3 separate regions of the Homo sapiens genome follow, and regions 1 and 2 are each linked to region 3. A link is a contact called in ENCODE Hi-C or POLR2A ChIA-PET data. All regions are on one chromosome and are shown on one strand. Each heading gives the region's core, a stretch centred on a gene start or an enhancer-like site at or near the end of the contact. The rest is flanking DNA. Distances are from core to core; before and after follow the strand shown.

Region 1 (4,452 bases), core at 1,531-4,030, 3.2 Mb after region 3:
TTTTGAGACAGAATCTTGCTCTGTCACCCAGGCTGGAGTGCAGTGGCACGATCTCGGCTCACTGCAACCTCCAGCCCCGGGGTTCAAGCAATTCTCCTGCCTCAGCTTCCCAAGTAGCTGTGACTACAGGTGCACACCACCACACTCAGCTAATTTTTGTATTTTTAGTAGAGATGGGGTTTCACCATGTCTGCCAGGACGGTCTCAATCTCTTGACCTCGTGATCTGCCCGCCTTGGCCTCCCAAAGTGCTGGGATTACAGGCGTGAGCCACTGTGCCCGGCCTATTCCCAATTTTTCTTAGCAAAGAATGGAAAAGCTTGTGGGTCAACCTTAAGGATAGTAAGTTTCATTTACAAATGAGTAACAAATTTCTGCTGCTGGTACAGTATTTGCCACTCAGTAGCATCCAAAAATTTCACTAGATTACTTCATAATGGAGGATGAATCCCAAGTGTCTAGGATCCTCCATTAAATTCTTGACAGAAGACCCACAAAGATCGTCTTTAAAAGCCTTTTCTGTTCCTATGACTATTTAAGTCCTACCAAGTTAGTTAGCTTTTTTAAACTCACATCTCTTGATCAGTGTAGAGCGAACATGTCATATGTAGGTAAAAAATCAAACCACAGTAGGCATCAAGTGTACTGAAGCTTCAGTTAGGAGTAAGTGGTTCCAGTTTTGGATTGAGGACCCTAGTCAATGATGATCCTATTTTGTAATCCAGTTGTAAAACATCTGGGGAGCAGAGGGAAAAAAGTTAATGCTATGGAGTTGTCACTCCAACTGAAGAAAAATTATTAATAGGAGGAGCAGAACTTCAGTTCTGGAAAACTTTTTTTTTTTTTTGAGACAGAGTCTTACTCTGTCACCCAGGCTGGAGTGCAACGGTGAGAGGCTCATGGCAAACTCTGCCTCCTGGGTTCAAGCGATTCTCCTGCCTCAGCCTCCCGAGTAGCTGGGATTACAGGCACGCAACTCCACACCCGGCTAATTTTGTATTTTTAGTAGAGAAGGGGCTTCACCATGTTGGCCAGGTTGGTCTCAAACTCCTGACCTCAGGTGATCCACCCGCCTCCACCTCCCAAAGGGCTGGGATTACAGGTGTGAGCCACCGCGCCAGGCCAAGTTCTGTTAAACTTTTAGTAAGGCTGAAGGCTTAGGCATGTTTTGACCATTTGTAACTGATAATAAGACTCATCACAAGGTACCCACAAAATTCACTGCCAGTCACTCTGCTACGTCAAAGCCTCTCCTACTTCAGCACCTACCTAGGCATAATTTTAACTGACATTTTAGCAATAAAACTTTTATTTGAAGATATCCTTGAGCCACAAATCTCTCTGGATTTAGATTTCAAGCAGTAGGAAGTAAGATGGTTTAACCTGCAATTCAATAAAAGAACTTCACATCAAACTTCAATCTTTAAGAAGCTGCTACAGCTATAATGTAAGGTTAAGAGTTTATTCTTTCAAAGCAGGTCTCCTCATCTCTTAAACGCTATACATATGAAGTAGATAAAAACTGGTTTCTTTTTTGGTAGCATTTAGGATCTACAAAAGTGATCCTTCAATTACTTGGAATTTCAAAAAATTGAGGTTACCTAGTAACAATGCACCAGTAGAACACAAAATACTCTGACTTTGTTTAGTCTGTGGGAAAAGAAAAATCTTTAAACTGGAAAGATTTTGTAGTCTTACAAAGATTACATTGGAATTGGAATTACTGTAGTTCGTTTTTCCCTCTAGGAGGGCAGCCATTTCTCTAAAAGTTGTGTAAAAGTTAAGACTAGGATTTCAAAATGCAAGCAGATGTTGATGAAGCATACGAAATGGGCAACTCCGTTTCTATTTCGGAGCCGCAGCGACTCCGACTTTGTGCCCCAACCCTGTAAAGGGCAAAACCTCATCCCTTCGGTGTAAACTTTCAAGAGAAGTGGGGCAGCACACTTTAGGCGTTTCACCAAGAGGCTGGCGACATGCTAGGTCAGGTTGTCCGGAGAATCGGGGCTGAATGGGAGAGATCTTGAGGGCAAGAGCCTCAGAGACCTTCAGGCACCGAGCTCGTGAAGGTTTCCAAGTGCCCCTCTCTAGCTGCTCCCAGGGGGAATTAGTGGTTGCTACAGTAGTTTAAGAGGGTCGTGGTTTTTCGCAACCCGGGCGGCGAGATGGCGCTTTGGTGTAAGCGAGGTAAGGTGGGTGCACTGGGATCTCCGCTCTCGGAGCCTCCAGCTGACTGCCACGCCGACTTGTGGCCAGACCTGCGACCTCCGCCCTCCCCCGCGGCGCCAGCCTCTGGAATCTGGCGTCGCCCCCACCTCTCCAGTCGAAGTGGGAGTCCCTCTGTGCGGGGCCTCGCCGCCATACCCAGGCCGAATGGGGGTGGGGAGGGAAGCTGGCAGAGCTCGGCCTCAGGATCCGCGCCCCTGTGGAAAGACCGCAGAGGGAAGCCGTTTCACCAGCCTCTCCCCTTCTGGGGTCTCGGGAAACACGCGGTAATTACCGAAGAACCCCGCACTCTGTGAGAGGCGAGGCTGCGGGGCTGCCGGGACGGTTTGAGGACCGGGCTCGGCCGAGGAGACTCCAACCTTCACCCTCCCTGGCCCCCGGTCCCACTTCCCGCCGTCTCCCGGCGCCGCCACTTCAGGTAGCCCACTCGGCCCGGCCTCTCCCCGCGCCCGGACCACCCCCCACGGGGTGCTCTCACTGCGCAGCGAGTCCCTCCGCTGCCTCCTCCCAGCCCAAAATGGCGGCGATGGCCGCCGAGCTTCTCGTCGCCTTCCTCAAAGGCCAAGGATCCCTCCGCGCCTGCTGCCCCGCCCACCTTAGCCGGATCTATTTTCTGCCCCGTAAAGATTAACGCCATCAATGAACTCTTTAATTGAGTTCGGAGAAGGCGGGTCCAGTTGTGCCTCCTCACAGCTAATCGTTGCCAAAAAAGCGAGAATATTGGCAGAAGGCTTGACCAATCAAAGAAGGCAGTGATGCGCGCGCGGTCTGCCCCCGCGCAAGGGTAGATGGGTTTTGGAGTCTCGGGTGTGGCTGTTGACGTTACAGGCCCTTGGATCGCTTTTCAGGCCAGAAGAACTACAATCCCCAGCAGGCACCGCGCGTCCAGGCTCTCTCTTCCCCCCCATCTTAGTGGCCTGAGCGGCTTGACCAGAGCTGCTGCAACTGCAGCAAGAGGTAGGGCTCAGGCGTTGGGAATTGCACCGACAGGCAGTCGCACAGAAAGGCACACAGATGTAGTGGTGTGCATAGCCCTTGACAGCGAATAGGTCAGTTCCACCTTTGCAAAACCTCTTTCCATGACTGTCTCCCTTCTTCCAAGAAATCCATCCTTATCCTAGTTGGGTTTCCCTCCCAGCTGCATGTAGTGCAAAGACCTCTTTCCCCTTTTCTCCTGTTTCCCTTTCTGAGAGGAAGGAGGGAGGCAGGCCAGGACCTTAGAGGAAAAGTCCTCAGCACTAGGCTGGCCCAGGTCCCAGCTGTGCTTCTGGCCTTTGGAGCCCAGCTTGGGGAGAAGGTTGGGGGTGCAGGGCTGCATCAAGATTGGGGCCACTGGAGACAGTGGGGAAGGACTCGTGAGCTTGCTCCATGTTCTCCCGTGGCAGCAGCAGCCCCGCTGCACTCCCAGCCTCCCCAGGCAGTCCTCCTTTGCCCCTTTGGTGGTTGGGGAAACAAAACTTACACCTGGCTTCCTGGCTGCCAACCTGGGCCTCGGTGACTTCCAGGAGGACAGTACAGGACATGAGTCCTGGTGAGGGACCCGAGGAGCAGGACAGAGAAGACGGCCCCTGAATCCCATTTGGCCCCTTGCTGGCTGGAGGTGTGAAAACCAGCGGTGGAGGCAGCCTTCGGGGCCTGCATTTGAGAATAAGGGTATGAAGGGCTGGGGTACAAAATGGCTGCCACTGCCTGGGCAAACAATTCTGGGCAGCCAGAGTATTCCTGACGTTCCTTCAGGATTTAGGTTTCTGTTGTTGTTCAAAGCAGGTGTCACTAGTTCCAGGCGTCTGCTGAAAGATTTGGAACAGAAGATGATGGCCACTCCGAACCAGACCGCCTGTAATGCAGAGTCACCAGTGGCCCTGGAGGAGGCCAAGGTAAGTCCCTGCCCTCCTGCCCACCCAAGCACCACGAGCACGGGTCCCACAGCTGAGATCCAAACTTCTTGTCCCAGATGTGTTGGTAGATTTGGAAAACCAGTATTTTGACGAATCAGTACTATGCACTAGGCAATAGGCCGGAATCCCAGTCTATGCTAGCTGATGAAATCTTAGTAACTGGCCGGGTGCGGTGGCTCACACCTGTAATCCCAGCACTTTGGGAGGCCTAGGTGGGTGGATCACCTGAGGTCAGGAGTTCGAGACCAGCCTGACCAACATGGCAAAACCCTGGCTGTACTGAAAATGCAAAATTAGCCTGGCATAGTGGTGGCGCATGCCTGTGATCC
Region 2 (4,345 bases), core at 1,744-4,243, 4.3 Mb before region 3:
AAAAATAGACAAGTTCACAGATGATAACATCCCAGAAGAACGTGACCTCTTTGTTCCACTTTACTTTGTACCACAGTTATTTTGTACATTCTCCAAGGATGGGGACCATGTTTTGATGTCTTTTTAATTCATTACAGCATCAAGAACAGTACCTTACCCATGTAAGCATTCAATGACTACAGACTAATCCAGATCTTTCAACTCTTTTTTTTTTCTGCCTTGATTAAAGAAAAAAAAAATTTATACTTCTCATCTCTTGGGCAAATTTTGCCCTTTATACAACTCTACCATTTATTCTAAAGTAGCTCATCCAGGACACCAATCAAAAGTAGGGTAATATTAAATTTGGAAAACGTTATTGTGTTTTGCTTAGCCTCTTAGAATATAGAGAAGTATCTAAACAATACAGTCAGTTATAGTTCATGGATTTTCTCCATTAAAGGTGTAGAGAAGTTGCCTGTTTTTTTTCTTCAAATATACTTAGGTTGCCATAATGTTAAGTTTCCTTATAAAATAATTTCAGGGAGGGTGGGTGGCAAAAAGAAAATTAAAAAGGAAATAAAATAACTTCAGCCTTTACACCATTACTCTCTAAAAAAAATAATATTCCTTTTTCTATTGAGGATACAGCTTCTCAGCCTCAGAAAGTTGCCAATATATGTAACATATGTACCATACATTTTTCAAGGTAAGAATCATTTTAACCACTTCTTTCTCTCCTGTATATCGTTTACAGTTTTAGAATGCAGATGTTGCTACATTTACAAAGGGGGGAAATTTTAAAATCATTCTAATTTCTATCAAAATTCAACCCATATTTATTTTAAAAATTTGTGTCCATGGACCAATGATACTCAAATACTGCAAACTAAAGGGAATAATGCACTTGAATTTCTGAACCTGAGGTCCTCCCCATCCAAAAACATTTTTTAAGTAAATAAAAATTTGGGCCTAGATATCAATTCTTCTAAGTTTACATTTTCCCAGAACTTGGTGCCATGATTAATCATATACTTGATCAAATTAATACCATCCAGGGACATTTTAGAAACTGTAATCACATATAGGAAATAAATAGAGGATGCCGGGCGTGGTGACTCAAGCCTGTAATTCTAGAACTTTGGGAGGCCAAGGTGGGCGGATCACTTGAGGCCAGGAGTTTGAGACCAGCCTGGCTAACATGGTGAAACCCCGTCTCTACTAAAAATACAGAAATTAGCTGGGCGTGGTGGCGCACGCCTGTAATCCCAGCTACTTGGGAGGCTGAGGCAGAAGAATCGCTTGAACCCGGGAGGTCGAGGTTGCAGTGAGCCGACATCGTGCCACTGCACTCTAGCCTGGGTGACAGAACGAGACTCTGTCTCAATCGATCAATCAACAAAATTAGCCGGGCATGGTGGCGCGCACCTGTAATCCCAGCTGCTCCGAGGCTGAGGCAAGAGAATCGCTTGGACCCAGGAGGCAGAGGTTGCAGCGGGTCGAGATCACGCCGCCGCACTCTGGCCTGGGCAACAGAGCAAGACTTCCTCTCAAAAAAAAAAAAAAAAAAAAAAAAACAAGACAAAAGAAAAAGAAAAAACAAATAGAAGGGAATTATTACATATGTTTCTTCTCCAGCCAGAAACTGGCTTACACGAAGTATTTATTTTTTAAAAAACCCTCTAATGAAACAACGGAGAGAACAAAAGAGAAAGCAAAAAGTTTAAAAATCTAAAGTTAAAGATGTGCAGAGGAAATGAAAAATGGGGTTACACACAGGTGGTTTATTGAACAGCCACTGCTCGTTTCCTGACAAGCACCTGCAAGAGGTGATAACTTTAAGGTCCTTACACTTTTGTAGTGTTCACGACTCCGAAATTGAAACACTGCATATAAAAAAAAAACCTAACACTTCGTTTTCCAAAGACAATTTAGGATACTGAAGATGCAAAGCTACTTTTACCTCCAAATGTGTGTGCTGTTGTGTGTTGGTTAGTAAAACAAAATCAGACTAGGTCATTATAGAAGTGGAGTGAAAACTTCCTAGAATAAAATATTTCCTTAAATGATAACGAATCTGTCAGCTTGTAAAACGTACATCTCCCTTACCATTCTGGGTATAAGAACCACGGCAGTTCTTGGCTGAAATGTGGCAGAGGGCAGATTTGTTTAAGGGCTGAGTCTGGAAGCTTTGTTCTAATAAATGCGCAACTGCTGTTTAACAGTGCACTTTCTTTGTTTTTAAATGCCTTTTTAAAAAGAAGACAGACAAGTCTTAAGAGTTAGTGTACAAGACAAGAACTCTATCTCAAGACCATTACTAATTCAGAGGTCTTTAGATGTTCCTGCTGTTTGTCGCGGGTTAAGGAAATAAAGAGGACAGGACACTCTAAAAGGGGAAGAGACAAATAGTCCACACACACACCCCCCTTGGAAACAGTCCTCCAGCTTTGTGAACAGATTTTTAAAGCCCTCCCTCCAACATATCCGGTTAAGTCTAGAAAGCCCAAGGAAAGGGAAGACCCTGGTCGCTTCAGAGGCAGCTAGGACTAGGAGCGGAGTCGCGGTTCCTGATTTGCCCCGCCCCCCCCCACCCCAAGAGGACCCTCATCTTCTCTCCCCTCCCACACTGGGCGCGCGCTCGCTCCCCGCTCGATTCCAGGCGGCCGGCGCCCCCAACTGATCCCGGAACACCAGCGTCCAGCACCTGGGCTCCACACGCCCCTTTCGGCCTGGGTCCCTGGGGGATGACCCTCCTCCCGCAGCCCAGTTCCAAGGAAAAGGATCAGGGCTGGAGAAAACTGCCATAACTGCCAAGCGCCCCTCGCCGCCCCCGCGGAGGCCAGCGGGCTCCCGCCCGGCTCTTCACACCTACCCGCCTCCCCCGGCGGACCCCGCGCCAGCTCCCGCGGCCCCGCCGCCACCAGAACCAGCTCCTGGCCGCAGCGCCATCTTGCTCCCGACCTGCCGCTGCCTTCGCCGCCGCCACCTTATCAGCAGCTGTCAGCTGAACACAGCCACTTCCGGGTCAAACACCAGGCCCCACCTCGCCGCGGACCGGGCGATGGGGCGGGGCCTCGCGCCCACGTGACTCCCCCGGCCCTCGGGGAGGCGTGGCGCGCCCACGGCACGTGACCCGGCGCCGCAGGGGTCCCCCAGATTCAATTCTAGCTCTCGGGCTGGTGGGGCGGTCGCGGGCGCCTCTCCAAGGGAGCTGATTCATTGTCTGGTAGGCCCTCTGCAGGGCCCAGCTGGCGGCCCAGTGGCAAAGCGCCGTTGGTCCTCCGTTTGAAAACCATGATCGCGGTTAGTGGAAAGAGTAGGCTGAGTCCTGATTTTTAAACTATACGGTGGGTACACTGGTGTTCTTTTATTGTTACTCTTTACACACAAAGAACAGATAGGTCCTGAAGGGCCCTTTGATAGTCTCGCAGCACTGATGAGTGATCAGCTCTCCCCTCTTTCTCTGGAACTCGGTAGCTTCATGTTGGCACCTATCACAGACGCTGAAGGCATTTAAATTTTATTTTAAATCAACCAAGAGCCCAAAAACCCAACCCATATTTCGAAAAAACTCCAAGGTGTACTACTCTTGTTTGGTTCTGCCATCCTGCCACCTTACAGTCCTTTTGTTTTTCCTATTCTTGCAGGCAAGTGCAAAACAGTGGTTTTTGGAAGGCAATTCATAATTACTCTGAAGCTATTTCGGCATATTTTTTACTGATTTTTTTTTTTTTTGAGACAGGGTCTTGCTCTGTTGTCCAGGCTGGAGTGCAGTGGCATGATCATGGCTCACAGCAGCCTCAGCCTCCCTGGCTCAAGCGATCCTCTCGCCTCAGCCTCCTGAGTAGCTGGGACCACAGGCATGCACCACCACACCGGGCCAATTTTTTTTTTTTTTTTTTTTTTTTTTTTTGTAGAGATAGGATCTATGTTGCCCAGGCTAGTTTCAAACTGCTAGGCTCAAGCTATGCTCCCACCTCGGCCTCCAAGTGCCAGGGTGTGAGCCACATGCCTGGGCTGTGATTTTTTTTTTTCTTTTAATCAAACTACTGTCTGGAAGTAAAACATGAAAGTTGAGTAATTTTCTCAAGCACGTAGTTTGCTTGCTAACAAGTAATGGATTAATTAGCTTTACGTTTTCACTCTTGTCTCAAGGTTTTTACTGGGTAATAATTTGTAATAAGTTATTAGGCACAAACCACTGGTCAGGAACTGTACACGCATTTTAAAAAATCCTCAGTATCCTTAGGAGTTACAATTGGCATCTTACAGATGAGAAAATCAAGGTTAGAAACAGTTACTGTCATTTGTCCAGATCATACAGCTACAAGCAATGAGGATCAGGATTCAAATCCAGGCCAGT
Region 3 (4,216 bases), core at 14-2,513:
CCCTGGAGTAAATTCTAGAGAGGCAGAATTCTGTGAGTGCCCCTTACTGCGGCAGGCATAGTGTCAGAACGGGGATGGAGCCATAAGCTGTCCAGTGTCTGAGGGGTCTTCCCACTACCGCCCCCCAAGCTGTTTAGGAAGGTTTCTAAGAGGTGAAAATCACCCATCTGGGCAAATGAGACCTACCAGCTGTCCCTCACCCCACATTTTAGTTCAGCTGAGCCAGCTGAAAACACAGAGGAAAGTTAAGGGTGGAGAGGAGTAGGCTAGCTGGCCAAACTGTGCTGTGCACTTTTCCTTATCGTCTCTTCCAAAATCCTCTTCCCAGGAAGACCTCCAGGGACCCCATAACGGCAGAACTCGGCACTGCACGGTATCTGCCAAGGTTGGAGACCGCGGCAGGCGCTGGGACTGGCCCATTGCCAGGCTCGACAGGAGGGCGGCGGCAGCATCCTCCAGCCCCTTGAGGACCTTTCCCCGGCCAGACTTGGCGTCAGCTCAAGGGTGGGGTGGCACCCCGGCCATCTGTCACTTAGGGGCTGGACTCGACGATACCTCCAGTGCGAGGAGGGTCCTTGCTGCGAGATTCCAGTCCTCGCGGCGAGACGAGGCGAGGCCTCGGGCACCCTGGGGCAGCCTGGCCCCGCGTGGCCCGCCCCGGAGGCGCGCATAGCTCATTCTCTCCACTTGGGCGTGGAGCTCAATTTTGTACCCACGGAACCAAGAAGGGCCTGAGCCCGGCCAGTGAGGAATCGGAGTGGGACCAGTCGCCACCGCTTTCTCTACTTCCCGTCCCGGCATCCGATGGGGGAACCCGGATGGAGCCAAAAGGCGTCCCGATGAGCCCGAGGAGCCTCGATAGCTGTGCCCGGGAGGGGTGAGGCGCGCCAGGAGGGGGACCATGCAATGTGGCAGAGGCAGAAGAGGCAAGGATGGCGGCAAGCCCCATGCAAACTCCCAGGAACTGGAATATGTGTGTGTCGCGCGGGGGGAGGGGAGGGGCGTCGACACGCGGCCACCGGCCGGGACCCCGGGCGAAGGCTAACCTAAAGCTAAGACCCTCAAAACTTCCGAGCAGGGCGCGTGGGCACCGAGCCCGCGTCGGGGAAGGCGGTTCCGGGTTGGGGGACGGAGGCAGGAAGCTCCTAGGGCGAGCGGGCTCCAGCCAGCGAAAACAGCCTCCCGTGCTCACCTCTGCCGAAGTCCGTGCGCGGCGCTTCTTCCACAGGCCCGACGAACCCCGCAAAATCCGGAGCACCCCAGCAGCCGGTAGCTTCCCGGGATCCGGCTTTTGTCCCGGCCCAGCCGGACTTTTCCCCGCCCCCATCGGCTCGCGGCGAGAACGGCCCCGCGATTGGCCACACGCGTTCCCTAGCCTGAGCGCCAGGGCTCCTCCCAATTCGCTGCTGGCTTGGCTCCGCCCCACGAGGGCGGGCCCCGGGGCCTGCTGGGACTTGTAGTCCCGCTGGCCCATCCACCGCCTCTTGGGAGCCTGCGGGGCCGGGGCGGGGCCCCGGGTGGGGAGATGGGCCGGGCTAGGCTGGGAGGAGAACGCGCGGTGCTGGGGGTTGTGGCCTGATCGCTTGAGGGGCTGGACAGATTGCCACTCGGGGAGTTGGGGGAGGGGCGGGTAGGATTAGCCCAACTGGCTGTAACGCAGCTTTGGGACCTGGAGTACCCTTGCTCCTTCCCTTGGGAGAAACGGACGTCTGCATCTCGGCCGCACCGAATCCGATTGCTTAGACAGTCTCCTTAAGCAGCAGTGTCTGGCAGGCCGCTTTCCTTTAGCACGTGGAGCCTCTCTCCTCCCTGGACTCTCCCCACTGGGCCGATGAGGCAAGGCTGAGCCGAGGCTAACAGAGCATACTTCCCAGTGTGGGATAAGGCAGGGGCCGCGGTAAGCAAGTGGGGCTAGGAGGGTGCAGGCACAGCGCTGTCCGTCCCACTCACCTGCTCGCCTCAGCACGGATCAGGGCGGAGCTAGGAATTCAATGCGAGATTCCAGCGAAGGGCTGGAGCCATCCCAGACAGTCTCTTGTTCCCACCAACCACAGGCTTAGACACTGGAATGAATGAACTGCTGTCTCCCCCTTCTCCATTACCTGAGACAGATCGAATTTTCCAAACCAAAAACTGGGACATCCAATCTGACAGGTGCTGGTGAACTTGTGGGGCAGAATATGTGAAATCAGTCCTGGAAATCAGGACATGTATTTACCACTCTGACATGCTGCAGCCTCCCTCCCTACCTGCACCCCAACCCTGTAGGTCCGGAGCTGCTCCCTAAGCCTAACAGCTGTCTAGCTCCAGGAAGGAGGCCAAAAGCGTCCACTGACCGACTCAGGTGAAGAGGTCAGCCCAGAATGCAGGGAAGCAGCAGGCCTGTCCCCCTGCCAAGCACTTTGGGTCATACTCACACTGCAACAGTGTTGCGACATTTGCAGACAAAATCTTCTCCAAGACCCCCTCCCCCAATCCTGTTGCTGCCAGGAGTAAGGTAACTGAACTTGCTACCCATGCCTGAATCAAGTGTTCCCTGATGATGTCACTTTCTGGTCCCTTCCCTCCCATTCATCTTTTTGAAATAGCAGTTCCTTATCACCTCTCTTCTCTTGTCCTAAAATGGGGGTGGCCAGTCTTGGTGGCTCACACCTGTAATCCCAGCACTTTGGAAGGCCAAGGTGGGGGATCACTTGAGGTCAGGAGTTCAAGACCAACAAGGCAAAACCCCATCTCTACAAAAAATACAAAAATTAGCCAGGCATGGTGGCACACGCCTATAAATCCCAGCTACTCTTGAGGTTGAGGCATGAGAATCGCTTAAACCCGGGAGGTGGAGGTTGCAGTGAGGTGAGATTGCACCACTGCACTCCAACCTGGGTGACAGAGAAGGATTCTATCTCAAAAAAAAAAAAAAAAAAAAAAAGATACACTCCAGGCAAGGCATGCTGTCTCATGCCTGTAATCCCAGAATTTTGGAAGGCCAAGTCAGGCAGATTGCTAGAGCCCAGAAGTTCAAGTACAGCCTGGGTAACATGGTAAGAGCCCCCACCACCACCATCAAATCTCTACAAAAAATAAAAAGACCGGGCGTGGTGATTCACATGCCTGTAATCCCAGCAATTTGGGAGGCCTAGGTGGGTAGATCACCTGAGTTCGAGGTCAAGCGTTCCAGACCAGCCTGGCCAACAGGTGAAACCCTGTTTCTACTAAAAATACAAAAAATTAGCTGGGCGTGGTGGCAGGTGCCTGTAATCCCAGCTACTCAGGAGGCTGAGTCAGGAGAATCGCTTGAACCCAGGAGGCGGAGGCAGGAGAATCGCTTGAACCCAGGAGGCGGAGGCAGGAGAATCGCTTGAACCCAGGAGGCGGAGGTTGCAGTGAGCCGAGATCGCACCAGTGCACTCTAGCGGGGGCAACAAGACCAAAACTCCATCTCAAAGCAAAAAAAAAAAAAAAATTTAGCTGGGCACTGTATCGGGTGCCTGTAATCTCAGCTACCTGGGAGGCTGAGGCAGGAGAATTGCTTGAACCCAGGAGGCAGAGGTTGCAGTGAGCAGAGATCGTGCCATTGCACTCCAGCCTGGGCCACAGAGTGAGACTCCGTCTCAAAACAAAACAAAACAAAACAAAAAAATAAACAAAAATTAGCAGGGCATGGTGGTGCACACCTGTAGTCCCAGCTACTTGGGAGACCGAGGTGGAAGGATCACTTGAGTCCAGGAGATCAAGGCTGCAGTGAGCTGAGATTGTGCACTCCAGCCTGGGCGACAGGGTGTGACCCTGTCTCAGAAAAAAAAAAAAAAAACAAAAAAGAAAAAAAGGAAAAGAAAAGAAAGAAGGAAGGAAGGAAATACTCCTGGGAGGCCAGGTGCATAGGCTCAGGCCTGTAATCCCATCACTTTGAGAGGCCAAGGAGGGCTTGAGCCCAGGAGTTCCAACCCAGCCTTGGCAATACAGTGAGTCTATGTCACTACAAAAAATAAAAAATTAGCTGGGCAGCTGGGCATGCTGGCTCACGCCTATAATCCGAGCACTTTGGTAGGCCAAGGTGGGAAAATCACTTGCGTCCAGGAGTTCAAAACCAGCCTGGGCAACATAGTGAGTCACTGTCTCAAAAAAAAAAAATTAGCTAGGCATGGTGGCACACACCTGTAGTCCAAGCTACTCAGGAGGCAGAGGTGGGAGAATCACTTGAGCCCAGGAGGTCAAAGAC

What was found. Hi-C counts contacts between places; a loop is a spot of excess contacts on that map. ChIA-PET counts read pairs that join two places held with the same protein, here RNA polymerase II (POLR2A). Pooled maps may share reads with other maps.
Region 1: a pooled map shows a loop between it and region 3 (12-fold over the local background). The contact joins the promoter of HEXIM2-AS1 here to the promoter of ACLY in region 3. A Hi-C loop is called at or near these places in 5 of 50 pooled maps. POLR2A ChIA-PET finds 5 or more read pairs at or near these places in 2 of 52 experiments (activated CD8-positive, alpha-beta memory T cell and activated T-cell).
Region 2: a pooled map shows a loop between it and region 3 (7-fold over the local background). The contact joins the promoter of SYNRG here to the promoter of ACLY in region 3. A Hi-C loop is called at or near these places in 1 of 50 pooled maps. POLR2A ChIA-PET finds 5 or more read pairs at or near these places in 2 of 52 experiments (CD4-positive, alpha-beta T cell and activated CD4-positive, alpha-beta T cell).

Annotation. Positions count from the first base shown.
Region 1 is chr17:45,158,758-45,163,209 of GRCh38, forward strand. It overlaps HEXIM2-AS1 (HEXIM2 antisense RNA 1), which reads right to left and starts at 2,781. Exons shown (of 3, transcript NR_186789.1): 1 at 2,704-2,781; 2 at 573-735. HEXIM2 (HEXIM P-TEFb complex subunit 2) reads left to right here and starts at 3,118. Exons shown (of 4, transcript NM_001303441.2): 1 at 3,118-3,274; 2 at 3,731-3,878; 3 at 3,993-4,102. The coding sequence starts at 4,037. RefSeq lists enhancers at 1,753-2,368, 2,369-2,984, 2,638-2,867, 2,985-3,600, 3,018-3,217 and 1 more.
Region 2 is chr17:37,606,425-37,610,769 of GRCh38, forward strand. It overlaps SYNRG (synergin gamma), which reads right to left and starts at 2,994. Exons shown (of 22, transcript NM_007247.6): 1 at 2,855-2,994. The coding sequence starts at 2,931. It overlaps DDX52 (DExD-box helicase 52), which reads right to left. Exons shown (of 15, transcript NM_007010.5): 15 at 3,315-4,345.
Region 3 is chr17:41,917,688-41,921,903 of GRCh38, forward strand. ACLY (ATP citrate lyase) reads right to left here and starts at 1,264. Exons shown (of 29, transcript NM_001096.3): 1 at 1,193-1,264. RefSeq lists silencers at 667-906, 1,387-1,646.